7 separate regions of the Mus musculus genome follow, and regions 2, 3, 4, 5, 6 and 7 are each linked to region 1. A link is a loop called in an ENCODE intact Hi-C map of the cell type or tissue named here. Cell type or tissue: left cerebral cortex. All regions are shown on one strand. Region 1 holds the start of Cdk17 (cyclin-dependent kinase 17). Region 2 overlaps Cfap54 (cilia and flagella associated protein 54). Region 3 has its middle 4.8 kb from the start of Gm40742. Region 4 holds the start of Cfap54 (cilia and flagella associated protein 54). Region 5 overlaps Cdk17 (cyclin-dependent kinase 17). Region 6 overlaps Elk3 (ELK3, member of ETS oncogene family). Region 7 overlaps Cdk17 (cyclin-dependent kinase 17).

Region 1 (4,000 bases):
GAGGAGGAGGAGGAGAAGGAAGAAGAAGAAGAAGGAGGAGGAGGAGAAGGAGGAGGAGGAGGAGGAGGAGGAGGAGGAGGAGGAGGAGAAGAAGAAGAAGAAGAAGAAGAAGAAGAAGAAGAAGAAGAAGAAGAAGAAGAAGAAGAAGAAGAAGAAGAAGAAGAATGAAAACAAAACAAGCTGGGCGTGGTGGTGCACGCCTTTAATCCCTGCACTCCCAGCACTCAGGAGGCAGAGGCAGGCGGATTTCTGAGTTCGAGGCCAGCCTGATCTACAGAGTGAGTTCCAGGACAGCCAGGGCTACACAGAGAAACCCTGTCTTGAAACAAACAAACAAACAAACAAAAACACACAACAAACAAACAAACAAACAAGAAAAACAACAACAAAAAAGAAAAACAAAACAAAATCAAACAAACAAAAAAACCCCAAATATAAATAATCCCTAACAACTTCATACTAAGTGAAAAGGTCTGTCAGCATTTTCTGGCCTCTGCTCATCTTCCTGTTTCCCTCATCGTAGACACCTGAAGCATCCTGCCACCTCCTTCCTCAATCTCATTACCATGGCTGTTTGATTTTGTTTGTCTCTCCTGTCTCTGCATTAACCCATTGGTTCCTTAAGTGATCTGTGCGTATATTGCTCATTTCCACTGACAGAGTTCAAGGGCAAATCTATCTTCACCTCTGAGTCTTTAAGGTCTAACATGGTACCTGGTCCAAACGATGCAGTTAGCAATTTTTTGTTTTTAAGTGAAAGAACAAATAGATCAAGCAATAACCACCTCGATTCTAAGGATCAAATTACGACTACGGTGCTATACCAGAGGAAATATTTCTTGGGAATTTTGGCCAAGGCAGAATTATCTTTGGTTTCTAATGGGCTAATTCCAGTCCAGTGATGTGAAGGAAGAATTTCAGATGCAGAAACTCAGGGTGCAATTATGTAGATTCCCTTTTTTACTATTTTGAATATTTACTAAGAGAACAACAACAACAACACCCCCACACAATTGCTTTTGAATATAAGGCAAGCATGTGAAAATGTTTGGTATAAAAGTAGGTCATGTGTAACATATATTTTTCTTTAACTTACAAAGAACTCTGAAATGATGCTAGCTCCTAACATATTATAAAATTGCCTGAATTAGACATATATTAAAAAAATCATTAACTGCTGTTCAAAAGTACACACTCATTCTTGAAGGGAAGTATAAATATGGACATTTTTATAGGGTAAACAAGTGTTGAAGTCTTTGTAGAGGATAATTATTGTTAACCTATAGTTCTGGTAATTTTGGAGACACAGGAGAACTCCGGTTGATATATATGAACCTTATGAGCTGTAGAAAACACATCCAGCTGTGTCCGACAAAGTTCTAGACAGAAGGGCAGGAAGTATCTTCAAGGAAAGGCGCATCAATCAGAAAAGATACGATTCAGAAGTCCTTAGTAGATAATGAGATTTAAAATATATCGTGCACTTCCTGGTGATAAGAACAGAAAAACAAAACATAACAACAACAACAACAAAAAACCCCAACCTTCACCCTACTGGCCTTTTATACCGTTAACCTTTTCTTGGTTAGGGTGTCCACATCCGGACCCTACTGTCTTCTTTCAGTTCTCTCAGTATTTTCCTCTGCCACTTAAGTCTGCTTTTACTTTAAGCTTCTATCCCTACTTGTGGAAAGAAATGGGCCAGGATCACTTTAGTTTGTCTACACATTCAGTTGTTCCTAACTGGGGAAGAAGAAAGTAAAAAGATTTACAGAAACTGGGCCAACCTCTTTGGCCTGCCTCCTTCAAGCAACAGAATCTAACTCACTGCAACAGTATCTCTTTCTGGGTCCTATAACTTAGCATTGACTCTTTCACAACACAGTTTTATTGTAACCATTTTAGTTCCCCCCTCCACCCTCCCCCCCCAGCCTAGAGCCAACAGTGTAATAACATTTAAAAACACTGTGGTTGAAATCAAAGCTTTGTGCGTGGGTGATTACTGCACTGGCCACGCATATCCAGTCACAGAACAGAAGAAAATTGCAGCAATCGACCGAGGTATTTCTTTGTGGGTCATCTGAAGCACTGTACTGAGGCAGGCATCCTGTGTACAGTAGCGCCTGGAATACTTCAAGCAGAGTTTTATTGTTGCGAGGGGACAGTGAGGGGCTGATTTGTGGCGATCGGTTCCTCACCAATCGCGATGGTCAGACACTGTTCAGCGTTCTGTCCACGGACAGGGTCTCCCTTGCTCTCCAGCCGCGTTTGAAGCCACGCTTGAAGTTTCCTGGGAATACCCCCCAGCCCCGCCCAGACCACGCCCCAGTCATAAGCCCCACCCCCAGGCAAGGCTCCGCCCCGCATGCCGCCGTCGCCGCCACCGCCGGCAGGGGTCGCGCTGCCCCAGGCGAGCCGTGCAGGCGGGGGTGGGGAAGCTCCCGCAGCCGGTCGCTTTTCTCCGCCGCCGCTGGTTGGATCGTTTCAATAAAAGTCTTTTTTTTTTTTTTTTCCTTTTTTCTTTTCTTTTTTTTTTTCTAACCCCCGCTCTCGCTCGCTCCGGGGAACAGGCGGAGGCGTCAAGCCGCAGCCTCCGAGCGAGAGAAAGCAACGCGCACTCAGACGAACGAGAGCGGCGGCTGCGGTCTACCCAGCGCCCGGCAGTCCGGCAGCCCGCGCCCCGCCGCCTCGCTCCGCCCCGGCTCGGTGGCCGGGAGTACTGGGCCGTCCGCGAGGCTCCGCGGCCCGGGAGCCATGTTGAGCGGGGGGCTCTGCCACGCGTGAGGCGGCCGGCGGCCCTCGCGGAGCGGAAGGCGCGAGGTTGGGGGGTGGGGGGAGGCCTGAGCCTGAGGCGCCTCGGCGCGTCCGCCACCACCGGACCTGCATCCGCTCGCTCGCTCTGCGCGCCCGCCGGTCCGGAGCCCGCGGTCCCCGCACTTGCTGGTGAGTTGGCAGCGGGGCTGGGCAGGGATCGTGACGCCTGTCAGCGGGCGGCTCGAGTGGGGATCTTGTCGGTCGCATGTCCACGCGCGGCGTGGGCTGCGGGAGTGCGGAGCTGGTTGGGGGACCTGGGGGGAGGGGCTCCATGCGCCGCCGCTGAGAGTTCGCAGCCGATCGAGGCTTCCTGGGGAGGCTGCTGGCCCCGTGGGGCGCCGGGAGGGGAAGAGGCGGAAAGTCCCCCCGAGACACAAAGGTCCCCGGGGCCGGGGTGGAGGCGCGGGCGCGGGGCGGCGGGAGTGGGCGAGGACGCGGCGCTGCGGGCTCCTTGGAGACGCGGGAGGCTGCGCGCGGGTGGGTGGGCAGCTCCGCGGGGGAGGAGCCCTCTCGTGGGGGAGCGGGTCGACACAAAGCTCCGGGCAGCCCTCTTGCTGGCGGGTCACACCCCTGAGTGTCGCTCCAACCGGAGGCGGAGGGACTGTGGGAAACCCAGAGAACCCGGGAAGAGGGGGTTGTGTGTGTGTGTGTTCCACCGTTGTCTTAGCCGCAGTTGCTTTTCTCGGTGTTTTTGTCCGGTTGCTTCTGCTCCCCATCTCAGCTGGGTGGCCCCAGTTTTCTTCCCCACATCACCCCCACGCTGCCACCTCGCCGTCCCCTGTGGTTCCCCACTCATTCTCTCCCCTACTTTTCACCCACTCCTTCTGGGGTAAGCGGTATTTTGCCTTCAGCTAGGGGAACGTTTGCTAATGACAGGATGCCTGACTTGGTCTGACCCTGAACTGCCTTGAACTCTTCTCTTTTTTTTTTTTTTCCTCCCACCCTTTCCTTTCTGGGATCTTCTGTGTCACATGGCCATTAACAATTAGCTTTTCTTCTTCAAAAATGGCAAAAGCCTTTAGCTGAAATCCGTGGCGCCTTTCCCTTATGTTAATGTGGCCATCGAAGACGACGCATCAGTGGCCCTGTTTTATCGCCTCCTGAGCCAAATTGATTCTCTAGACACAAGTCACAAATTTTGTTTTGCGTCTTGGCCATTCCTTGGGCCAGCAAAGTGTATTTCTGG
Region 2 (4,000 bases), 90 kb before region 1:
CCGTTTAGCCCCTTTAAAGCATCTCTTGCCTGCCTCTGTGTTTGATCCTCGTGACTTGACTGCCAGGTAAAATCACTTGGAATATGTTAACTTTGGAGACCTCCCAGAACTGCCACCAACCAAAAGGTTAAATATGTCATCAGAGAGTTATCTGAGGCTTGCACAGATTTCCCACTTTGCTGTGACCTGCCGGCCTCATGTTTCTACCAATTTATTTGAAAGGTGTCCTCGTGTAAGACTAAAAAGTCATAAATGACTATACAGGCTTCGTGAAACTGTTAACCATATTGGACAAGTGATTTGGGGAAACCTGAATCTGTACCCCTAGGCCATGGCCACTCACATTTGGCTTCAGAAAAAAAATGATCTCTTTATCTTACCTGGGGTAAGTGTTGTATTTTTGCATTGATGGTCTTTTAAAATGGAAGCATTTCTGTGCCTTCTCTATTTCAGTGGTTCTCGGCCTTCCTAATGCCACTGCAACCCTCTATAACACAGTTCCTCATGCTGTAGTTACTCCCAACCATAAAATTATTTCATTGCTACCTCATAACTTTAAGTTAGCTACTGTTTTGAATTGTGACAATTATCTCTGATATGCAAGATGCAAGACAGCTGATATGTGACAAGCCCAGGGGTCGGGACCCATAGGTTGAGAAACCATGCTCTATTGGGTAATTTTTGCCTCCCAATACATAGATTAAAGTCTAAGAAATAGACACAGAGGAAGAAAATCAAGCTGGGAAACTGAAAAAATTTGAGAAGGCACTCACTCACACCGCCCATGCCTGGCCTAAAATTCCCGTGCATAAATTAACTCCTTGTCCAACACTGTATAGAACTTGCTATATTTGGGCTTAGGCCAGTGATATGGGGTTAAACTCACAAGTTCACAAACTGAAAGCCCAGCCTTGGCAGGGTCTTATCAAGCCAAGCCCAGGTCCATGACCTTCAAAGACGTAGACCCTGACACAGAACTCACACCATGGTACATGCTCAGTTTCTGGTATAATACTGAGCGGGGGGAAACGGCATATATGCCACAGTTGCTAGACTCACAGTAAAGCAAAAATATTCAGAAAACTAGAAGTCATTAAAACAGGACACTGAACAGCCAGGCCGTTGGCCTGAGGGGCTGACAGGGCAAGGCCACAGGCCTAGGGAAAAACAACAGGAAATAGTGTCTGGGCTCCTTTGTGTAAGTTAGGAACATGGTGACTCAGCACTTCCTGCTGTAGGTCCACCACACCCTCTGCTGAGCTGAGCTGCCCTCCCATCCCAGGCTCCCTTTGGTCCCTGAAGGAACCACCTGGAGACTTTCAAATACAAAATAAAAGGGCAGGCTTTGTAGTTGTTATGGCTGTTACTATACCTCAGTACAGTTTTACTTATTTGCATATTGTTTCCAATATTAAAAAAAAAATTAAACCCTTTAGACTAGGAAGGCTATCAACCCAAATACTAAGTAGCCAAAGGAGTTTGTTTCTAGCTGGCTCTCTGTCTGTTTTGTAACCACTTACTTTTATTTGACAGAGGCTGTCTCCAACCTTCAGGAGCTTCTCGTTGTAATAGTTGGACGGCAGCCTGGGAGCATATTTGGTCCAGATATTAAACAGCGTGGTGGCACTGTAAGAGTCATGAAGTGAAAAGACATCTTCAGAATGAGCAGGCAGTGTCAATTAATTCGTGGGCAACCCCTTTCTCACCTGCCTTGTGCTGAGTCTTTCTCATATTCCTTATTGTTAACGTCTAAGGATCAACAAACATTAGTATATCTAGTGTGTGCCCACCGTTGACTGGAGCCCCTTTTTATATGTGTTTAAAAAAAACCTCCTTTTGAGAACAGCTTTTAACTTCACAGTGAAGAAAATCCAGAGATGTTCCTCCATCTCCATCCCCAGGCATAAGCAAGCTGTGTGTCCTCTATGGGTATCCACCCTTCTGGGGTTCTTCGTCTCAAGAGAGATCTTCGAGGTGGACTCGGAAGGAAGTCCAAGGACCATTTTACTAAAGGAAGGAACGTAGTGCAGGCTAGATAAAGAGCCCGGAAGCAGCCAGGAGATGGAGCAAAAGTCATGCCTTTTAAGTTAGGCATGGGATAGAAAGAGACAGATGATTACTAAAGGAGAAAACACTCCCGAGAAAGAAGTGAGCCAGTAAGCCAAGGAGAGAGCCATATGGTATATGTTCTGTTATAGCTCTCTCCTCTCTCTGCTTTGCATTTCATTTGTTCCACGCATGCTCAGTTCCTCAGGTTGTGTCAGGATCTCCAGTGTTCCTCGGCAGACTGACTTCTTTCTTATGTTACCCTTTTTTTTTTTTTTTAATGTATGAGTGTTTTTGCCTTGCATGCATGTATTTGCAGTACCCTGGAAGACCAGAAGAGGGCATCAGATGACCTGTAGCCATCTACAGGTGGTTGTGAGGCACCAGTGGGGGCAGGGAACTGAACCCAAGAGCAGGAAGTTCTCTTCACCACTGAGCCATTTCTCCAGCCCCCTCCCTGGTTTATCTTGATGTAGCTTTTGTTTCGGTTCCTACTTTTTTTTTTTTTTTACTGTATCTTGTAACAACTGATGAGGCAACCCTAGCACATCACGTATTGACAAAGTCCAGGGTTTCTGGCAGGGTTCACTCTTGGTGATGTACTTTTGATGAGCTTCAGACACATGTATAATGATACATATCAGCACTGCTTCAAGATACAATGTTTCACTGTCCTGAAATTCCTCTGGGCTCCACCTACACATTTCTCCCTTGTTCCCTAATCACTGATCTTTTTACTGTCGCCATAACTTTCCTCTTACAGAATGCCACATAGTATGTAATCTTTTCAGACTGCCTTCTTTCTTTTGGGAGTATGTATCACATTCCTCTATGTCTCCCCTGGTTCGCCAGTTTGTTTCTTCTATTGATTAATATTACATGATTGGATAAGACTGTCACTTATTTTTCACTAACCTTATAAAGAATGTGGTTGCTGCTTACAAATTTTAACAATTATAGGTAAAACTGCTAAGCGTATCTGGGGTTTGAGAGGCAGCTCAGTTAAGAAAGCGCTTACTGCATAACATGAGGGCCTGAGTTGGAGTCCCAGAACCCACGTAAACAGCCTCGTCCCGTGGCACTTGCTTGTGGTCTCAGGGAAGCAGAGCCAGGAGGATCTCTATGATTCACTGGCCAGTACCTATCCTAATTTGTACGCCCCAGATTTCAGCAAGAGACACTGTCTAGAAAACAAAAGATAGCTCTTGATGAAGGGCAGTCAAGGTTGAACACTGGCCTCTCTCTCTCTCTCTCTCTACACACACACACACACACACACACACACACACACACACACTAGTGGAGGGAAGTAAAGGGGAGAAAGGAAGAGGGAGAGGGAGAGAGGGGGGAGGAGGAGGGGGAAGGGGAGAGGGAGAGGGAGAGAGAGAGAGGGAGAGAGAGAGGAGGAGGAGAGAGAGAGAGAGAGAGAGAGAGAGAGAGACTGGTATCCACATGCAGGATTTTATATGGATATAATCTTCCTTTGGGTAAGTGCCAAGAGCCACAATTACTAGATGGCATTAATAGCTTTGTGAGACATCATCACCTGTCTTCCACAAAGCCACATCTGCCGTTCTGCAACCCTTCCAGCATGAAGCTTCTGGTCTCATCAGCATTCAGAGCTGTCAGAGTCCTGGATTTCAGCCTTGCAGTCCTGTGTAGGCGGTCTCACAGTTGTTTGAATCTGAAGTTCCCCCGATGTTGTTGTATGTGGAGCATCTTCTTATGTTTATTTTCCATCTGTGTATACCTCTTTGGTGAGATGTCTGTTGGCTCTTAGGCCAATTTTTAAAAACAGGTTGGTTTGAGGTTTTTGGGGTTTGTTTGTTTTTTAAGTCCATTGCATGTTGTGGACAACAGTTTTGGGTTTTGGTGTTTTTTTTTTTTTCTATCATATATGGAATTTGAGAGTGTTTAGTTTACAGCATAGCCGGTCAGTGATAGTCCACCCCTT
Region 3 (4,000 bases), 270 kb after region 1:
TGCTCAGAGCTGAATGGTCTCATCCTTCATCGAGCAGACCCCTGACAATAGTGCAGGCCTCATGGTGGGAGATACAAGAGGTAGGATCTGGTCCTAGGTGTCATGTATAAGGTGCCAGACACTATTCTTGGTGTTTCACCCACAGTCAATCACACGAGTGTGACAGCCCTGATATTTTATGATCTATGGGCTTGGTGCCCAGGGTGGGGATTGTCCATGATGGGGTTTGATCTGCATCCACCTGACTCCAACAACAAGAAAAACAGAGCTTCCTCTTCTAGTTTCCGCCGTGCGCAGTCTCTTTAGGACGCGGTGAAGCTCTGGAAGGAGCAGAGAAGGGAGAGACACACATCTATCTCTCACGCACATCACACACACAGTTATCCTAAACCTCTCTTAGCAGATCCATGCTCCAGGAGGTGAAAGCTGCTGTCCACTCTGCCGAGGCCTGTGGACACTTTGCTTGGGTATCTCTGAAGATGCAGCACTCACATGGGAACTCTGAATAAATGCATCCTCACCAAGCAGCTGCAAACCTTAACGCCAACGCACAAGGACAGAGTTGGGGTGCTCTGAATAAAGACGAGGAATCTTGGTTGGGGGAGGCTTGAAGGAGAGTGTGTGTTTAACCCTTTGACACTGATATGAAGATGTCACCCCAAAAGTTTATTTTTGATAAATACATACTTGAGGTTTTAAAAAATCAGGGGGAGGGGGGAGCGGGGGAGGGAGAGTCTCATAATGTTTTAAGTGTATTTTTGTTGAGTGATGTTCACAGTTTCCCTCGGCATCATGCAGTCCACCGGCTGCAGGTTGAGTGTGTCCTGGAGAGATGAGGAGCCAACCAGTATAATGCTACTACCATCTTAGTTTGTAAATTTTTAACTTTATTTGTGTGTGTGTGGGGTGGGGGGGACACAAACTTATACCCAGAAGTCCAGGCTGACCGCAGACTCTCTACATAGCCCAGGATGGCCTCAAATTTGTGGTAATACTCCTGACTCAGCCTCCAGTATGCTGGGATTGCAGGCATGAGCCACCTTTCCTGGCTTAATAATGCTAAACAGTGGGTGCTGCAGGGTCTCACCGTGCATCCTGTTTTCAACCAGGTTGTAGAAGGTGTGTGTATGGGTGCACATGTGAGCCGGCGTGTCTGTGCCTATGTGGCAGCATGTGTGAATCCATCCTTCAAGGAAGGGCTAAACAGCCATGTGTGAAGGAGTTACTGTCTCAGGGGGACATTTGGAGTCACAGGGCATGGTAGTGGGATGATGAGAGGCCCGCTGGTTTTAATATTGCTTCCCAGAGATGCTTCGGGAAGAGTGAGGAGGTAAATTGGCTGTTGTGAGTGATCTGAGATGAGTCCAAAAGTAGGAGGCAGCTGCTGGCAGGAAGTAAAGGGAGGCTCACTGTTGCCTGGCCCTTCCATAGAACACAGGCACAAAAGGAGAAGAAAGCAAGGGGGCTTGTTTGCCCTTGCTTCCTGGTGTAGACATGCTTTCATTTCAAGATCATCTAAAGAGCTTTCTGGCTTCACAAGCCAGTTAGCAGGAACTTTAGGGAGTGCCCCAGCAGCATACCTGGGCAAGGCTAGGGTGAGGCTCTCATAGAAGCCATGGAGAATGCATTGTATTAAGGACTAGTCATACCTTAAAATAGTCATGCAAGTGAAGCCTTTTGGACACTAGAGGGCGCCATTGACACACAAATGGTGCTTCCAGGCCCACACCACTTCACTGCAGAGGACACCCCACACAACTTAACTACAGTCTAACTTCTTGAAAGTTGAGCCTCCTATTCAACTTCACACCAGTTCAGTGGGATCGGCCTAGTCTTGAAGCAGGAAGCTCACAGGGGCCAGTAGCTGCAGGTTTTCCCAACAGACCTCACCTTCTAAAAACCCCTTAACATCAATGAAAGCAATGACACCTCAGATTCCAATGTCTTGGGGGAATTGCATCAGAAGTGTGCGGTGGAGAGATAGCTCAGTACTGACTGCTCTCCCAGAGGACCTGGGTTCAATTCCTAGCACCCACATAGAGGCTCACACCTGTTTGTAGGGCTTGTGATACACTCACATAGACATACTTGCAGGCAAAGCACCAATGAACATAGAGTGCAGAAGGGGAGAAAGAGAGGAGGAAGAGAAAGAGAAAGGAGAAGAGGAGGAGGAGAAAGAGGAAGAGGAGGAGGAGGGAGGAAAGCTAAGTGAGTTAGTAAGAATCTGAACATGTTTACAAAGGAGTTGTACTTTACTAGAGAGAGAGAAAGGAGAGAGAGAGAGAGAGAGAGAGAGAGAGAGAGAGAGAGAGAGAGAGAGAGAGAGAGAGAGAGAGAGAGAGAGAGAGAGAGACAGGCAGGTTCTTGGAAGGACTCTCTAAATGCCTGAAATGATATGAAAATTTATTGCTTGGTTAATAAGAGGTCTTAGGGTAAGATAAAATGCAAAGCTAGACAACATAATGGCTCTGAAAGTCAAAGATTCAGGTCTCATTCAACAGGTCAACTTTGATCCAGCTATAGTCCCTTCATGGTCACAAGACATCAGTCATTGTTCTAGAGTGACAGAGAACAATCCCTCTCTCCCTTCTTCCCTCCCTCTCTCCCTTCCTGCTTCCCTGAATGTACATCTGTGTGAGTATATGAGTGTGTGAATGTACATGCATATGTCTGTGTTCATGCATGTGTGTGCACATGTCCACGTGGTGTGCATGTGTGTGCACTAGCACAGAAAAGAAATCTCCTCAAGAAAAGTACTCCATTAAACAAACAAACAAACAAACAAACAAACAATTTGGCCAGCGGTGGTAGCGCATGCCTTTAATCCCAGCACTTGGGAGGCAGAGGCAGGTGGATTTCTGAGTTTGAGGCCAGCCTAGTCTACAAAGTGAGTTTCAGGACAGCCAGGGCTACACAGAAAAACACTGTCTCGAAAAACAAAAAACAAAAAACCAAAACAAAAAACCAAAAAAATTTAAAGTACTTTTAAAAAAATGGTTAAAAAAAAGCATTTATTTTCTTCATGTGAATCAGCCTTGCTGTAGAGGGGTTCCATTGTGATGTTCTGACATTTTTAGGCTTGTTTAGAGTTCTACTGTCAATGGCACCTCCCAGTTCATAAAAGTGGATCCAAGGGAAAGTAAAGAGTGGGTGGATATTATTGTTGTTGTTGTTATTACTGTTATTATTAAACAGGAGCTGTCCTTGAGACTTAGTATTTCCTATTTCCCAACAGCTAAAACCTATATTCACCAAGCCATACCTTACAGCCAGAGAGGCCAGGAATTGCCATCTGTATCTGAGCATACAGACAAGCAGGCACATTCGAGTTCCTTTCTAAGTTAAGTATTAACACAATTGGTCAACAAAAGTTGGTTGAGAGATAGAGATTTTTCTTTCATTCCATAAACAGAGTAGCACCTACACCACGCAAGATGTTGTAAGATATCTAGAAATGATTGGAGTTATATGTAGGGATGTGTGCACATTGCATGAAAATCCTGTACCGCCTGCCTCGGTGTCCCCAGTGCTGGAATTAAAGGCATGCACTACCACACTTGGCTCGTCTTTCCATTAATTAGTGCAAGTCCGTTATTTTTATAGGGCCCGTGGTTGTGCAAAACCAGCCTATATTTCCTAGTTTCCTTCATAGTATCTGAGAGTTTTCTGAGGTCAGCCTGGTCTACAAAAAGGGTTCTAGGATAGCCAGGGTTGTACACAGAGAAACCCTGTCTCAAAAAACCAAATGATAGGAAGAAAGAAAGAAAGAAAGAAAGAAAGAAAGAAAGAAAGAAAGAAAGAAAGAAAGAAAGAAAGAAAGAAAGAAAGAAGAAAGAAAGAAAGGAAGGGAAAAAGAAAGAGAAAGAAAGAGAAAGGAAGGAAGGAAGGAAGGAAGGAAGGAAGGAAGGAAGGGAAAAAGAAAGAGAAAGAAAGAGAAAGGAAGGAAGGAAGGAAGGAAAGGAAGGAAGGAAGGAAGGAAGGAAGGAAGGAAGGAAGGAAG
Region 4 (4,000 bases), 79 kb before region 1:
TCCTCTCCCCTACCTTACTCTTCAGGGAAGAGTAAGCACTCTCTTTGTAAAATGCATCTGCCTGGCTTCTCCCTTACTTCTAGTGGATGCAATATGAGGCCCCTAAAAGATGTATGAAAAAACAAGTAGAACTGAACATTACATACACTGTATTTTCTTCTATTCGCTCACACACACACACACACACACACACACACACACACACACACACACACACACACATCTATATGCTCTAGTTTGATTTCTGTTGCTATGATAATCACCATAACCACAAGTAATTTGGGCAGGGAAAGGTTTATTGCATCTTGTGGGTTACAGTCCATGACCAAGGGGAAACAAACAGGGCAGGATCTCAAAGTAGGAACCTGGAAGCAGGAACTGAAGCAGAAGCCACGGAGGAACACTGGTTACTGGCTTGTTTACCCTGGCTTGCTTGGCTATTTCCCTTGGGCAACCCAGGGCCACCTGACCAAAAGCAGCACTCACTGCTCAGGATAGACTGCACCCTCTGATATTATCAGCAGTCAATAAAATGCCCTACAGTCATGCCACACGGCCAATCCGATGGAGGCAATTCCTCAAGAAGAGGTCCCTTCTTCCCAGGAGAGTCAAGTTGACAAGCAAGATTAGCCATCACATGACAAAGAATCCCTTATGAATTAGGCACAAGAAGAGATGAGCTATACTAGGGTGGAAAATGTATAACAAACTGTATAAAAGCTACATGAATATGGTGACTCTCAAAACATCTAACTATATGTGGGTCTTGGCCACCCAAATATGTATTTTTCTCCTTCCTTATTGAAACATTTTTCCCATGTATAGAAGGAATTTACACTTTCTCCTTGGTCCATCTGCATCCCTAGCATCATTATTCTTGTGCTTCATAATTATTATTAAGCAAAATACGGGTCATGTTAGCACAAATCCTGAGTTTCTATGACAGTCGATCTGATAATCAAGATGGCTAACTAACAAATGGACCGACGAAGCCTACAGTGTCAGTGTGCTGGACAAAGGGGTGAATTCAAACCCTGGGTGGGTCAGAACAGTGCAGAGCAAGATTTTGTCAGACTGCTCAGAAGGGACTATAAACAACGCCAATTGTTTGTTTCTGGAATTTTCCATTTAAGATTTGCATAGCCTTTGACCACAGGTAAGTGAAACTTGGGGTGGGGGGAGTAGATAAAGGGATGGTGGGAATGCTGTGCCCCATGTTTGTTTAGTACAAGACTATACTCACAGAAATATATGATTTGGGGGAGAGGGGTTTATTGTTAACTTGATGCCTTCCTAGTTTTGAGAAAAGTACCTGTCAAAAATATGTCTACTCAACAAATCATTAAGATGTTTGGTTGAATTATAAATGTAAGTTAAAAATGTGTAATCAGATTAAATGCATGACCAAAACATGTAAGTTTAAAATACTCACCAGAAAAAAAAAAGTTATTTGCCTGTCTGGTATTCTTCGCTGCTTCCCTATGTCTTGAAACTACTCATTTTGGAAAGCATTAGACCAGAAAAAAGATGGCAACATGAACAAAACCAAATCTTAGAAACTGGTAGTTTTCAGTTCACAGAAATAAGTTGGAAAAACAAACAAAAAACCCAATCAGACGCTCACAAAGAGCCACCAAGTCAAGGGGAAAAGAAGTTTCTGTAATCCCAACGGAATATAAAGAGAATAAAATGTACATGTTCACAATATGACAGACTTGGTTGAGACCTAAATTCAAGGACCTGAGCAACTGCCTCAGAGTTGGTCTTAAGTCTACTTTTGTCCTGTTTTGCGACCCATGAGTGAGCCAAGAGAGGCCATGAGAACGCTGAGACCAAACCCAGTGTTAGGAAATACTTCTGTGCAGATTTTTATTTTGACCTGAGAAGGAAGACATGAAACGTGTAGGGGGAGCTAAGGGCTGTAAGAGCTGGGAGTGGCTACAGCTCAGCTTGTCTCCAGGGCCCCACCCCTGTCGTGGTCCTCCAATGGCATCTCCAGGCGCCCTCCCCAGCACCCTGCCTCAGCTTACCACCTCCGATGGAATTCGTACTTCTGTTCCATTGAGGTGGCTAGAGCCTTCTTCTTCTTCATAAAGCCCAACAGCTCCCGGATCTCCTTCTCGCAAGAGGCCAGGAGTGGGTTTTTACTGTCCAGGGGCCCGTAGAAGGCGGCAGAGGGCAGCGAGTCCTCGGAGTGGGTACATTGCGGCGGGTCGGTCGAACTCGACTTGGACTCGCTGGGCGACTTGAGAACCGCGGTAGAGGTCGGCGGCGGCGTTGGGGGCAGATGCACCGGCGACACCGATGTCTCAGAGTCTGGGGACTCCTCAGAAGAACTGGAGGAGCTTCTGGAGGACGCCATGTCTATCAGAGTTCAGCAGGCTAGAGGCTGGTGGACAAGCGGTTGCCAAGCAACGATCTCCCGGCAACCAAGCCACCTGCACGCTCTCCGGAAGCACAGCGGCCCCTAGAGGGTGAGGAAAGTACAAACAGCCTGGAAAGGCAGGATGCTCTGAATGGCTGGCTATGTGTGTAACCCACTCTGGCCTCAAACTCACTATCCTCCAGCCTCAGTGTCTTGAGTGCTGGGATTACGGACATTCACATCCAACGCCGCTTGAGAGAGGGCTTTAAAGCAAAGAACCAATAAAGAAAATTACCATCAAAAATTCATACAATGTTTTCCCTATTTGGACCACCTACTAATATCCATGGTTACAATCATTAAGATGTATTGGGCATTATTCCAAGCATTTTGAGACATTACCTGTCTCATTAATCGTCATGACTTCATACCTCAGCTTCTATCCTATCTCCTCGGTTTCACAGCTTAGGGGAACATAGCTTGACTTTGACCAAACTCAGAGGATAACTGAGAATCAGGGGACAAGTCCTAATTATGTGCTGCAAAGCCAGTGATCATAAGAAATCTGCCGTCCTGGTGATGCCCCCAAGAGAAAGCACTGAAGCTGAATTCCCAAACCGAAATTAGGGAACTCCCTGACAATCTGGTTAAGACAAGCACCTTGTGTGGCTATGTTCTCTTCCCGCTGCAGTTTGAGTTTGTGAGTAATGATCATGAGTTACTGCCACTTCAGCCTTATCCTAAATGTCACGGTGTTCTAAATCAATATGCCTTTTGCTCAACTTTAACTCCTTGACATTAATATATGCTAAATGGTTTGAAGTGTTAACTCTCCAAATACTTTTTGTTTTTAAACGGGGAGATGGGAGATTTTTTTTTTCTCTCTGATGGACAAACTGTAGGTCTCAGAGGAAATGCTTAACACTAAAAAATGTTCTTTTCTTGCATCTCATGGGCCACAATGAGTCAAATTTATTAATTTGGGATTTGAATTTCAGCTAGCGGACATACTTTTCCTTACAAATTATGCAAGCCCAAAGAAATATTGAAGAACCAGAGATAGAGAGGTTGGCTTCAAAAACAAGGTCTTTAAACACTGAAAACGACTACCAATTCTTTCACATGCAAAATATAGACGGTGACCTTGGTATCCACTGAATAGTAAAGAAGCTCACTGGGCCACAGCCTTATCTCTTCCAGCTCCAAGCCCATTTCTTTCAAGCATCTGTACTAATTTGTAAGGTTGGTCTTCTCTGTCCTATGCACTGTACCTTAATATTCTTGGAAGGAAGATCACAGGGGAAATCACTTATTGGAGCAGGTAATTATGGCTAAAGAATCTTCCAGTGACACACAAGAGCAGGGACCTCTCTGTCAGGGCCCAGTTCTCCATCCAAGAGGCAGCACCTATTCTTGATGCACAATATTTTGTATTGGAGATGAGCAACAAACTTTAACATATTTAAAGAATGCAGGTTGGGAGGGGGAGGCGTCCATTGAGCTTTTGCCAAAAAAAAAAGAAAAAAAAATAATAGACACCTTTTAGTAATAGGCTTGGTAAATTCTCCCAGATCCCATTTTCCCTTGTTTGCAGATAGCAGCTCTGTCCACTTCAGATCAAAAGCCAGTGCAAAT
Region 5 (4,000 bases), 71 kb after region 1:
GAACTTCTAAGACTTTCCATGGCGTCTAAAGATAAATTCACACTCAGAATTACTGTTCTCCTTGCTTTTTCCTGGTTGCACCGAGGACTCAACACCAAGTAAGCAGTAGAGTCGCTGGTTCCTTGGTGTATTTGGGGGTATTTAGGGCAGGGCATGTGTAGTCTTCACTGCTGACATGTTTAGGGGACAAGTGTCAGTTATACCTGGGATACTTGATACTGCAGTAAAGTTTATTTTCCTAGACTATAAGTCATTACAATATTTCTTGTGATAAAATGAAGAATAAGCATAAAACACATTGAGCTCACACAGAAACAACAGTAATCTAAAGAGAAAGATTACTAGGGGTCCTTTCCTTCCTTCCTTTCTTTCTTTTTTAAAGAAACACCATTTTTCCTAGGAAATTTGGGACCAATAGACTGATTATTTAGTCTTTAACATTTGGTTTTCTTAAAAATGAATTATTGCCCTTCAGGCCTGAGTTAGGCAGCTTTGTTGATATTTCATGGGTGTGGCTTCCCTGACATTTCAGGGAGGTGTCCTCTCAGCAGATTTCCTGTTCCTCCCGCTTTTTCACTCTTTCTGTCCCTCTTTGGAGTTGTCCCCTGAGCCTTAGGTGCAGGAGCCGTGTCATAGATGGACCAGTTGGGGTGGGGCCATGTGCAGGGTCCTCCTTCTTCTCTTGGTCTCTATGAGATTCATTCTTGTCATATGTATGTGAGCGATTACAAATTTGATAATTTGAGCCGGGCGTGGTGGCGCACGCCTTTAATCCCAGCACTTGGGAGGCAGAGACAGGCGGATTTCTGAGTTCGAGGCCAGCCTGGTCTACAAAGTGAGTTCCAGGACAGCCAAGACTATACAGAGAAACCCTGTCTCGAAAAACCAAAAACCAAACAAACAAACAAGCAAAAAAAAAAAAAAAAAAAAAATTTGATAATTTGATGTGCTGTCCTCTATATACCATGCATATCAAAGAAAATGATATCCAGTTGCCCTTTATTAACATGAAATTTAAAATAAGTGATAGGAGTATAAGATTTTTTTTTTGCCTTGGAAAATAACTTTTTATTAAGATATTATTGCAGACAGCTTATGACTGGTGAGCACTTGAGGTTCGCATCGTTTCTGTTTTTGAGTCAGGGTCTCACTGTGCACCTACATTGTCCCCAACATCATGATCATCCTGCCCCAGTCTCTTGAATTCCATGATTATAGGACAGAGTCGCTGCACCTGACCGTGCCTTGTTTTTAATCTGTAAATAAACACCTTTCCATTTTCTCAGTGTTGGCTTACAGATACGGTAAATGTCAGTAGCCCATGTAAATAGAAGCACTTGGCTTCTTAAGTTTGACGCGTTTATGCCAGATCCCGAAAGCTGGAAGCTGCCTCTGAAAGGCGCCCCCATATGCTGACCACAGCTGACTGCTTTTATTATCTGCTCGGTGACTTCACTAGCCGCTGGTTAACCTTTTAGCTGATCTGATTTTATGCGACCTGAAAATAAAACGCAGTAATGTGTACTTCGCTTTTAGGAAGTAAACTTCTATATTGAAAGAACGTTTTTAGAGTAGCTTTGATTTTGAGTTATATACTTAGAATTTGAATTATTCTAATAAGCTATGTTAGTAACAAGTTAAAAACTCATTCTTACTGAATGCTGGATTTGCCCTGGCTATTCATGGACATTTGTTTATTTAGTATGTTGTTGTTTGTTTGAAAGGGATTTGCTGTTGGCTACCTGAGATTGAAGCAGATGCTACAGGTTAATTTTGTATGCTTGTATAGATCCCGTCTCTACTTCCTGAGCATCATTATGTCATTCCCTTACACTTGCCCCTGCACCCACTCCCTCGCTTTGCCAAGCTGCTTTTTGTGCAGCTTGCGTGGAATCATGCAAAGGGTGTGTCAAAGACCATGGGAAATTTTTATCTGAAAGTACTTTGAATCTAGTATTTCATGCTTTTAGCCTCCAGAAAGCAAATCTCACAACACAGTCATCATTTTCTGATTCTTGGCTTGTTGTTGTGTTGTTGTTGTTGTTGCATAGCAAATATATATATGGCTTCAAGTAATGAATGTTGTTTACTTTTGATTATTTCTGCTGTTAGTTGAGCCTCCCCCACCCGTACTCCTCCTTGATGGTGCTGGGATCACAGTGAGAGACTTGAGTAAGATAGGCAAGCACTGTCTCTGAACTACAGCCCTACCTTCTTTACTTACTCTTGATTCCTTTGAAAATGTCAATATTATAGTCAGTAAAATTCACAAAAAAGCAAGGTCACCGTGGTATAGTGACTCAAAAAACCAAGGAAGAGGAATCAGAGCTACCCTACATCTTGCTAATTACTAAAATGTGTGGAAAAATAATTCGTTGGGCATGACTGTATCAAGCTGGAATGCTAGGGTAATGATTTGTAATTAAAATAATGTCAGCATTACATTATTTTAATGAAGTGTTGAATTACTACTGTGTATGACATTTTTCTTCTTCAATTTTTTTTCACAAGATACATAAAGCCTTACATAACAGCAATCTTAGCATAAGTACCCTTATTACTTGAAACAAAATATATGGTAAAAATAAGGTTATGTTTCTTCAGATGTAAACTCAGTGACTACAGTCTAGAGGCTATGGGGAGCTAACTCTCCACCAGTGGCAAAGCAAAAAGGTTGGGAACCGGTCTGTCAGTCTCTGAACACAGTGGAGCCCATAGGGAACCGGTCTGTCAGTCTCTGAACACAGTGGAGCCCACACACGGTTGACAGGGCAGACAGTTGCTTACAGCAGGTGGCATTATCCCAGAGTATCAAGGCCTCTTATTCTGAAGTTATTCACATCACTTACATCATTAAAATAGACAAAGACTGCTGAATTTTATTCCAGGGAAATCGCCTAATAGGTTCAAGGAAATTGCCAGTAAGCTCCAACTGATTGTATACCAATGATCTTGAGGTTTAAAATTTTAAAACATAGTATAGTAAAAAAAAAGACAAAAAACAAACAAACAAAAAAAACCATGTGATTTGAGTTAAACAGTGATAGCTAGCTTATAACGGTAGCAAGCAAACTGCGCCTCAGTGTCACTGACCTATTTTGGGTTAATTCCAGTGGGAAATAATTCCGGCATCCTGACTCATCAACAGAAAATATCTTAAGTTTAGATAAACTCAGACAGACACTGCACCAGCTTCGTCTCTCGCTGTATAATTACTGTGTTCAGTTTAATTATATAATATTGACTTGGCCCAGGACTACATACACTCAACAGAGTTTATAAATCTACTTTTTTGAAGTTGCAGGAAGCTATAGAGTTGGCATCTCTTGAAATGGGTCATGGCGACAGTAGGGCTAAGACCTTCAGCATGTTAATGGATCTCAGTATTTTTAATTCTTCTGTTTTCTTTTCTCTGTAAAGGACTAGCCAGAGCCAAGTCAGTTCCCACAAAGACCTACTCAAATGAAGTTGTCACCCTGTGGTATCGACCACCTGATGTGCTTCTTGGTTCCTCAGAATACTCAACACAGATCGACATGTGGTAACTACAGATGCCATCGCCGTTTATAGTTTTGAAAGAGCATAGCTGTTAACAGGGCATACTGACAAATGCTTACTTTTAAAGAGTTATTTCAAAGAGTTTGAGCAGTGAGTAAGAATTGAGGTGTGAAAATAAAACTATTTAGATTTAAATATAAGTCTACCACTAATGGCTATATTAGACTAACCATCTTATTCACATTAGTAGCCCGTGCCTTCATCTCCTCCGTTAAGGAGGTAGACAAAGTAATGAGAAAGTCATTAAGCCTGATGGTATTAAGCCTGAATGAGCCAACGTGCACAGAGCACCTTTTAGAAGAGTACGTGACACATAGCAATTCAAAAAAGTATTAATATGGAAAATATACCTACTTTAAGTTGGTCTAAAAATAATAATTAGAGTTTCAAAGATCTTCTTATGCATTATTACATATATGTATGTAGGTGTTATAGATATATG
Region 6 (4,000 bases), 130 kb after region 1:
AAGAGGCAGGAAGCAGACTGATAGACCAGCCGTGTTGACAGCCTATCTTTCTTTATTACACTTTTTACTGTCGTCTTCCTTCCTCATAAAAGGCAAAGCTGGGTACAAAAGGCTCAGGATGGTATGAGATTCAATAGCAAAAGCCAATCCTCTCCCAGTCAATTCAAATTAACAGCTAGCTTCACGCGTAGCAGATGATGTTTGCCGAAACCTGTTCACATCTCACAAAACAAAACAAGACAGGGCCAGCAAGACAGCGAGGCAGATAAAGGCACTTTTCTCAATAGCCTGGCATCCTGAGTTCTAGTCCCAAGATCCACATAGGGAAAGAAGATAATCAACTCCCAACAAATGGCCCTCTGACCTTCACATGTATGTCATAAGATATATTCCCATGCAGCGTGCATGTGCATGTGCGTGTGTGCGCGTGCACACACACACACATACACACACACAGAGCAAGAATAAATAAATGTATTAAAAGGGAAAAATAAAAGCTATGATACTGAGTATATCAATGTAGGTTCTTTTAAATAAGATGTATATAATATATACTATAGTATTATATATTATGCTATATATTATACTATAACCAACTGGAAACATCAACCTCTACTCTCTCTCTCTCTCTCTCTCTCTCTCATATCTATCTTATGCCAAGATGCTGTCTAGCATCAGTAAACAAAAGGGCTTATGTCCGTATTGAGCTCACATGTCAGTGGAAGAGACAGGCTGTGAACAACAAAACGCGTGATGAATTAAGTTACAGTGTATTGGAAGACGGGTGTTATGGAAAGTCACTGAAGCTGGGCAAGGAGCAGGATGTACTTGTGGGCTTGGGCAGGGGTACAGGGGTCGGAGAAGACCTTGCTGAGACAGCGAAAATGAAGAAATGTCTTTGTTTAAAAATGGAATTTTCAAACAAGGTTAAAAATCACAGTTGCCAGATGGATCTACAATGAATGCAGGTCAAAGATATTCTCCTGCTCACTACTGTCTATTAAGTCTACTGTCTACTCACTTCGTCTATTAAGACAAAGGAACTAGGTAGATTTTATAATGGCATCAAAATCTGAATAATAGCCGGGCAGTGGTCACGCATGCCTTTAATCCCAGCACTTGGGAGGCAGAGGCAGGCTGATTTCTGAGTTTAAGGCCAGCCTGAGCTACAGAGTGAGTTCCAGGACAGCCAGGGCTACACAGAGAAACCCTGTCTCAAAAAAAAAAAAATCTGAATAATGGGGCATTTACAGATGAGGAATAGTGAAACAGATAAATGAAGACAAAAAAAAAAGAAAGAAAGAGTGGGAGAGAAACAAAGAAGCATTGTAGACGCGACTGGGTATCTATGGACAAGAATTAGTTCACAGCCAGTCCTCTATAAGAAACAAAGCTGTAAATTAGCTTCCATAAAAATCAGCATAAAACCACCGACCAGTGTCCCCAGGTCCTAGACACTGCTGGCTTGACTAGGGCAGGGTTCTTTTCCACACCTCTAAGGAGTGCCCGTGCATACCCAGAAGGCTACTCGGCAGGTGAGAAGATACTTGAGCATCTTTGTGTTCATCTCTGAGCGTCTGCCCTGCCCTGCCTGCCTGTAGGGTTTTAGGGGTGTCATTCACCTTTCTCTACACGTATGTCCTCACAGGTAAAGTGATGGTGGTGGTATAGAGGATACAGATCCCTGCCTTGCAGGGTTACTATTGAATATTACAAGGTCGCTAATAAACTATCCGGGACAAAGCAAGTACTACTTAAAACACTAGCTGCCTTTACTTCTTAAACAAGGAAAGCTCTTCACAGATGCTGCTGTGACATCAGATGGCCTCCCCCCCACCCCCCCAGCTCAAAAGCATCATTCAGATACTGTATGGACTGTGGGCTTTGTCTTTAGGCAATCAATGGCTTCAATACAGTCAACGACATCCAGGTGAACGTTGAGCCACAGTGTGCTTGTCGGCTTACAAGGTGACTTGGAATGTAACTGTGTACATTGTTAGGACTGTTGTCTGATATCCTTACAGGCAGCACAGCACCTATCCTTCCCGGCTAGCATAAGACAATAATTCCAGAGGCCTCCAACTTGGGCGGGTCAGCAGAGAGCGACCCCTGCTGGCCATGCTGCCCCTGGCCATGCCGTTGCTCCCATGGAACTTGTGTTCCAGGAAAAGGCCAGGGAATCAAGTAGATGAGAACTGTTGCACTGGGCGGAGGAGGATCTAGACTAACAAGTCTGTCTGTGGATGACATAACCCAAGCTGGCTGGTTAGGGCAACAGACAGAGGAAAGAAGTGCAAGGGGGCCACTGGTACTATGAGGAAGAGACATTTTTTGTATACTCCAAGTGAGTATCTTCACTCTGTGTTTTCAACACTCAGCTCTTTACAAATGTAAACCTGAGATTTTTTGTTGTTGTTGTTGTTGTTGTTCTTCCTAATCTTCGTGTGAAAAAAAAAACCCACCTTAGGACAGAACCACAAAGTAAAAGATGGAACAGACTGGCTGCTTTTGCAGCCAGGAGATTGCCTGCTTGAGAAGCGGTCTTTGGACTTCCAGAGGTTCCGTCTCCCTGGCATCCTCCCCTCTGTTTCCTTCCTAACGTGGAGGACATGTTACCTTCCATCTGCCACGAGGTGGCGCCAGATGTCCTCTGAGTTGGCTGCAGACTCATAATCCAGAGCCAGAGATTTGAACTGCTTCTTAGAAATCCAAAACTTCACCACCACCACCACCTTCTTCTTCTTCTTCTTCTTCTTCTTCTTCTTCTTCTTCTTCTTCTTCTTCTTCTTCTTCTTCTTCTTCTTCTTCTTCTTCTTCTTCTTCTTCCTCTTCCTCTTCCTCTTCCTCTTCCTCTTCCTCTTCCTCTTCCTCTTCCTCTTCCTCCTCCTCCTCCTCCTCCTCCTCCTTCTCCTTCTTTTCTTCTACTTTTCTCCTCCCCCTCCTCCTTTTTTTTCCTACTGAACCACACCTGATGCTTCTCTTTGCACGTTATCAGCTTTGCTTCTGGGATTTCACAGAGGTGGCAGTTAAGCAGGTAAAAGGACCTTCTGATTTTCTTTCTTCCTGCTTTGATCTGTGACAGGGTCTCACTATGTAGCCCTAGCTGTCCTGGCACACCCTATGTAGATGGGGGATGACTGGGAACTCACTGAGGTCCACCTGCCTCTGCCTTCTGAGTGCTGGGATTAAAGGTGTGAGCTATCACACCTGCTGTCTGAAAACAAGGGATATTCCTGTGTGAAGGACACACAAAGGAGACACTCAGATAGCATGCTGTCTTTTTCTTAAGATGTGTGTGGATCCAGAAATGGAGGGGGGTGGGGGGAGAAAAAACCAAAACCAAGCTCTTGCTGACATTTCTCCGGGTTGCAGCTCTTTGTCCAATGAGGAAAGGTTCACTGCTATCCACAAACCCACTGAAACCAAGGAACAGGAATACATCTAGGGTCTGCCAGACCCCAGGACGGGCAACTTTTAGGCATGCAAGGGTAATTTGCGAAGTACATGAACACACAACACCAACAAACTCTGAAGTCTTTGTCTTGGGCAGTGGTTGGTTCTCAGCCTTCCTAATGCTGCAACAGTTCCTCATGTCGGTGCTGACACCCATCCATAAAATTACTTTGTTGCTACTTCATAACTGTCATTTTGCTACTGTTGCGAATGGTAATATAAATACGTGTGTTTTCTGACGGCCTTCTGGAAAGGGTCATTCAACCCCCAAAGGGGTCATGACTCCCAGGTTGAGAACCTCTGGTGCATTTTTTTTTTCTGAGATGAGCCTAAGACTATTACAATTTATTTTCAGGAAGCATTTTAGTCATTGCCAGCTGTCACAAGTGAAAAACAAAGGTATGACATCCTTCCAAGGGTCCATGTTCCTCAAAGTTCTTCTCGTGGGGTAACCAATGTCCGTGCTTTCCTTTCTTCTGTAGACAATCTACAGCTTGTTCCTGTCTTTTAAAAGAAACAGAGGAACAGCAAAGAGAAGTGGGCACTG
Region 7 (4,000 bases), 52 kb after region 1:
ACTTTTGTAATTTTAATAACTGTATCCCACCTTGAAGGCTAAAGTTAGTTAGAAATGTTGTGCTGTAATTGTAATTTACAGTACATTGTGCAGCTGTGATGTGTGCACGGTGTCTGATGGATCAAATCCAGAAAGGAAGAATCTTGAATTTTATGTTCTGAATTGGTGGTGAGAATGTAAAAGTAAGCTTAAAATTGTTAATCTTGGCCACTTTACACATATTGGCCCTAACTTGGAACAGCTATACTTAAATATATATTGAAAATTTATAAATGGAAGAATAAGAAAGTATTCCTAAAGTGTCTTCTATGAGAGATAACTCAAAAATTATGTCTTTAATTAATTAATTAATTAATTAATTAATGTATTTAGTTAGTTAGTTAGTTTTTGTAGCTCGAGACTTTGATGTGGGGGCTCACACATGCTAGGCCAGCACTGTATCACTGAGCCATAGTCCCAGCCCTGAGTCTTTAGTCTCTTTAAATTGTCAAAATTATTTAAAATCGTCAAAATTGATTTATTTCTTTGTCTCTAAAAGTTGAACATAGAATTAGCATATAGACCAGCAGTTTCATTTTTAGGGATATTCTCAATAAAATCAGAGTAGGTGTTCAAGCAAAGCCCTGCTAAGATTCTTCCTCATCTATAGCTAACCGATCAGTAAGTATTATACTGTAAGATGTTTCTGCTTGGCAATGGGTCTTTGCTTATTTAAAGATTCTTTATATAACAGAATACCATATTTGAAGTGATAATCTTAGCTTCCATACTGAGATACACTTAAGTTTTTCTGTCTTATTCACTAATTGACATGCTGCTCTGAATGTCTAGTAATAGAGGTATAGATTAGATGCCTTTTGCTAAGAATTACATGTGTTATATTCTACAGCATATTTAACCCTGTGTGTGACACATGGTAGTCATGGTCAGTCAGCACATAGAGGCCTGGTTTGCAAATAAATTTAAGATTAGAGTAATTTGACAGGATACCTGGTGGGGCATATTAGTAACTGTTAACCAGTTTTGGTCATTGGACCAACCTAAGTTGTTAAGGTATTTTCTATAAATGTGTGTTCATAGAAATCCGTTCTAACTATTGCACTTTGAATGAAATCGCCAAAGAAGTGAGCTTACATGTAAATGATCTCTGTTACAGCCTTGTGTTTTGTTCTGTTTTCTTAACCCTTCTCTTGTGATCCTGACTCTTGGGACGGCTATGGAATGATTCTTGGATGCCGTGAACCACAGAGCCCATTGTGAAGAATGGCAGGCCGCCCACGTCTCACAGCGTGCATTCCTTCCTCCATCAGTACACAGGCTCCTTCAAGAAGCCCCCGTTGCGGAGACCCCACAGTGTTATTGGAGGAAGCCTTGGTTCCTTCATGGCAATGCCCAGGAATGGAAGCAGACTAGGTAATGTGCTTATTGCTCTGTTGTGTTTAACAGTCTGCTTCTAGGACATGTGCACTGAGTGTCATTGTATGAACAAAGCCAGCCTCTGTCATTGTCAGATTTCCTCTAGTCATGTAGAGACCAGGTGAGGACTGGAAGGGTAGCAGAAAGATGAGGGCTGCTAACACCGCAGAGAATGACGTTTGCTTGTCTGTTCATGCAGAGTGGGTGCTGCTTCAGTAGCTTTTCAGTTAATTACTGCATATTGGCAGTACAAGAAGTAGATTATCACCTGACTGCTTATTCTTTTGCCATTATGTGCTTTTGAAATATCCAGAAAAGATACCTGCAAGTTTTTATGTATTTTATGTCTTTTTTGGTAGTGGTATATTATGTTTTGATTTAGAAGTCATTTTAAATATAGATGTTTGATTGTCCCATTAGATAGACTATTTACTACAGTTCCTGAATATTGTATCCCTCTGTTTCCTTTATTTATTGCCACAGTAGGCTACTTCCTGGTTCTTTTCCCTAATTTTAAGACTGTGAGCCTCTCTACAGTGTGGCTTCATCTGTGAGAAATGTGCCGATATCCCTGCTGGCACAGCACAGAGAATGGTGCGCTGGAGTCGTCTTAAGCTGGTTCATGAGAGATGTGGGTTACAGTCGGTTATTAAACATAGCTACTGTTATAGTTTATATTGTACAGGTTTAGAGTTAAGCTAAAGTAAAAACCAAAGTTAATGAGTACTCCAGAGTCCTTACCTCCAGTTGGTTTCCTGTCCCGGTCATCTATTCTCTGAGGTAATGTTATTTGCATCATGTGTCAATAGTGATAACACTGTGTAATAATGTGCCATTGCATTTTTCTGGACAGTGTCACCTGTCCAGTAATACTGTGCCAATAATTTGAAGTCAGTCATGAGGGAGTATTTATGTTTAAGAAATCAGGTCTTGGCTTGTAATTTTGTTGGCTGTGTAGTCAAGAGTGAGTTATGTTTTAGGTTTTATGGACTGGAGTCTGTTGCATATTCTTTTTCTGTGTGTAGTAAGCCTTTTAAAATGCAAGAAACATTTTTAGTTCAGGAGCAACGTAAAAGCATCTGTTCTTGAGATTCTTGGTCTCGAGTTAAGAAAGGAACACTAAAGACGTTAGTAATGTTGATCAAATTTATCAGTGCATCATGCAAGTGGCAGAAGCTTGACTAAGCAAGCATCCTGATACACTTCACGTTTCATCGAAGCCCTTTGTCCCACTAAGGAGACAGTGAAGCTCTGACATGGGCCTTCACTTTCTCACCTCGCTGTATTCGGAAGGAGGCAGAAACAGCTGTGCTTGTTACCCTGGCTGCTCTCCTGGCTGAGTCCAGTGGAACTCAGTGTTTATTCCTATCTGGGACGATACCTTTGCTTGGCATCCTTGTAGGGCAGGACTGGTCGGTTCTGTTTGCTTACTGGTTGCTTGTTAGTTCTGGGGAACTAAACCCGCTGCCTCATTAAGGCTTGCTTCAGAAGTGCTGAGTCACTGAGCTTACAAGGCGTTCCCAGTTTGTCCAGGCAGGTCTTGAACTTGTGCACTGGCTCTCAGCAGGGTTGTGATACGTTAGAGAGCACAAACTTAGCTTTGTAGTAGACACTCAGCAAGTAGTGCTTGGAACTCCAGACAGCTTCTTGCTGGCCTCTGCTCCATCCTGCTGCCTTAGTTCCAGAGTTACAGGTGTGCCACCACGTCTGGCTTTCTACTGGTGGGTAGCAGATTTGTAAATATTTTAAAGACTGTTCTATGAGTTAGCTCTATTTTCTTGTTGACACATCTAATGAGAGAATAGTCATAAGAAGCAAAAGACCAGGTTTCTAGTCCAGCTGTGTGCCTAAGCTACATGGTCTAAAAGTAGGTTAATTTTTAAAGTCTCTATCTCCTGGAATCTGGAAAATAGGCAAAGTTACAGTAATTTCAAGAACTCTGTCAAGTCTGTAATTTTATTCAATTCTTGGCAATATCTTGAATTACTTTCCTTATAGAATTTTTCATACTTTGAAAATGTGGAGAGATGTCTTTTCCTGCCTCTCTCTCCCTAGTGCTTGTGCCACAGTGCTGATACCATAGTTTGCTCTGTATTGCTATGAGAAACACCATGATCAAAAGCAATTTGTTGAGAGGGTATTTTTTTCTTTTTCTTTTGTTCTTGTTTTTTGACTTAAACATTCCTGTCACAGTCCATCATTGAAGGGGAAACGAAGGGAGGAAAAACAAGGGAGGAACCTGGAGACAGCAACTGAAGCAGAGACCATGGCAGACGCTGCTTCCTTCCTTGCTACACATGGCTTGCTCAGCTTGCTTTCTCATACAGCTGAGGGCCGCCTGGAATGGTACCATCCACAGTCGGTTGGGTCCTCACATAGCAATTATTAACCAAAAAAGGTCAACACATGTTTTGCCTACAGAGCAGTCTGCTAGAGTCATTTTCTCAACTGACTTTCCCAGGTGACTCTAACTTGAGTCAAGTTGGCAAAAAACTAATCAGTACAGTTAACCCCTTGTCACCTTGACAGACACATCATTATTAAACCCTAACCTTTCCTTTAGTGTTTTCCCCAAGAAAGCATA

What was found. Peaks named below come from ENCODE experiments on the same cell type or tissue, not always from the same donor. Only the 100,000 strongest peaks of a DNase experiment are listed, where the experiment ranks them.
Region 2: a loop joins it to region 1, with 4 times the contacts of the local background. A loop is called at or near these places in 17 of 42 quality-filtered maps.
Region 3: a loop joins it to region 1, with 4 times the contacts of the local background. A loop is called at or near these places in 16 of 42 quality-filtered maps.
Region 4: it touches region 1 in a loop (4-fold over the local background); 17 of 42 quality-filtered maps call a loop at or near these places.
Region 5: a loop joins it to region 1, with 2.5 times the contacts of the local background. A loop is called at or near these places in 15 of 42 quality-filtered maps.
Region 6: a loop joins it to region 1, with 4 times the contacts of the local background. A loop is called at or near these places in 15 of 42 quality-filtered maps.
Region 7: a loop joins it to region 1, with 2.1 times the contacts of the local background. A loop is called at or near these places in 10 of 42 quality-filtered maps.

Annotation. Positions count from the first base shown.
Region 1 is chr10:93,158,258-93,162,257 of GRCm38, forward strand. Cdk17 (cyclin-dependent kinase 17) reads left to right here and starts at 2,619. Exons shown (of 17, transcript NM_146239.2): 1 at 2,619-2,943. In left cerebral cortex, a CTCF peak has its summit at 2,401; DNase peaks (open chromatin) are centred at 2,477, 2,954, 3,443 and 3,907; H3K4me3 peaks cover 2,018 bases; H3K27ac peaks cover 1,756 bases.
Region 2 is chr10:93,068,309-93,072,308 of GRCm38, forward strand. Cfap54 (cilia and flagella associated protein 54) reads right to left here. Exons shown (of 68, transcript NM_001347060.2): 2 at 1,521-1,626. Among named protein-coding and RNA genes, the nearest start is that of Gm40739, 4.5 kb to the right of the region's middle. In left cerebral cortex, a CTCF peak has its summit at 2,373 (motif pointing right); DNase peaks (open chromatin) are centred at 789, 1,150, 2,257 and 3,655; H3K27ac peaks cover 3,747 bases.
Region 3 is chr10:93,424,196-93,428,195 of GRCm38, forward strand. No RefSeq gene overlaps it. Among named protein-coding and RNA genes, the nearest start is that of Gm40742, 4.8 kb to the right of the region's middle. In left cerebral cortex, a CTCF peak has its summit at 1,686 (motif pointing right); a DNase peak (open chromatin) is centred at 1,692.
Region 4 is chr10:93,079,235-93,083,234 of GRCm38, forward strand. Cfap54 (cilia and flagella associated protein 54) reads right to left here and starts at 2,388. Exons shown (of 68, transcript NM_001347060.2): 1 at 2,031-2,388. The coding sequence starts at 2,362. In left cerebral cortex, a CTCF peak has its summit at 2,472; DNase peaks (open chromatin) are centred at 2,020 and 2,440; H3K4me3 peaks cover 1,101 bases; H3K27ac peaks cover 2,315 bases.
Region 5 is chr10:93,228,960-93,232,959 of GRCm38, forward strand. It overlaps Cdk17 (cyclin-dependent kinase 17), which reads left to right. Exons shown (of 17, transcript NM_146239.2): 11 at 3,421-3,541. Among named protein-coding and RNA genes, the nearest start is that of Gm32551, 54 kb to the right of the region's middle. In left cerebral cortex, no CTCF peak of the experiment used is centred here; DNase peaks (open chromatin) are centred at 1,891 and 2,722; H3K27ac peaks cover 580 bases.
Region 6 is chr10:93,289,426-93,293,425 of GRCm38, forward strand. All of the region lies in intron 1 of Elk3 (ELK3, member of ETS oncogene family), which reads right to left. It overlaps Gm32551 (a long non-coding RNA gene), which reads left to right. Exons shown (of 2, transcript XR_871953.3): 2 at 1-40. Among named protein-coding and RNA genes, the nearest start is that of Gm32551, 6.5 kb to the left of the region's middle. In left cerebral cortex, CTCF peaks have their summits at 2,101 (motif pointing left) and 2,644 (motif pointing right); DNase peaks (open chromatin) are centred at 2,166 and 2,634; H3K27ac peaks cover 857 bases.
Region 7 is chr10:93,210,663-93,214,662 of GRCm38, forward strand. Cdk17 (cyclin-dependent kinase 17) reads left to right here. Exons shown (of 17, transcript NM_146239.2): 3 at 1,249-1,413. Among named protein-coding and RNA genes, the nearest start is that of Mir1931, 50 kb to the left of the region's middle. In left cerebral cortex, no CTCF peak of the experiment used is centred here; no DNase peak of the experiment used is centred here.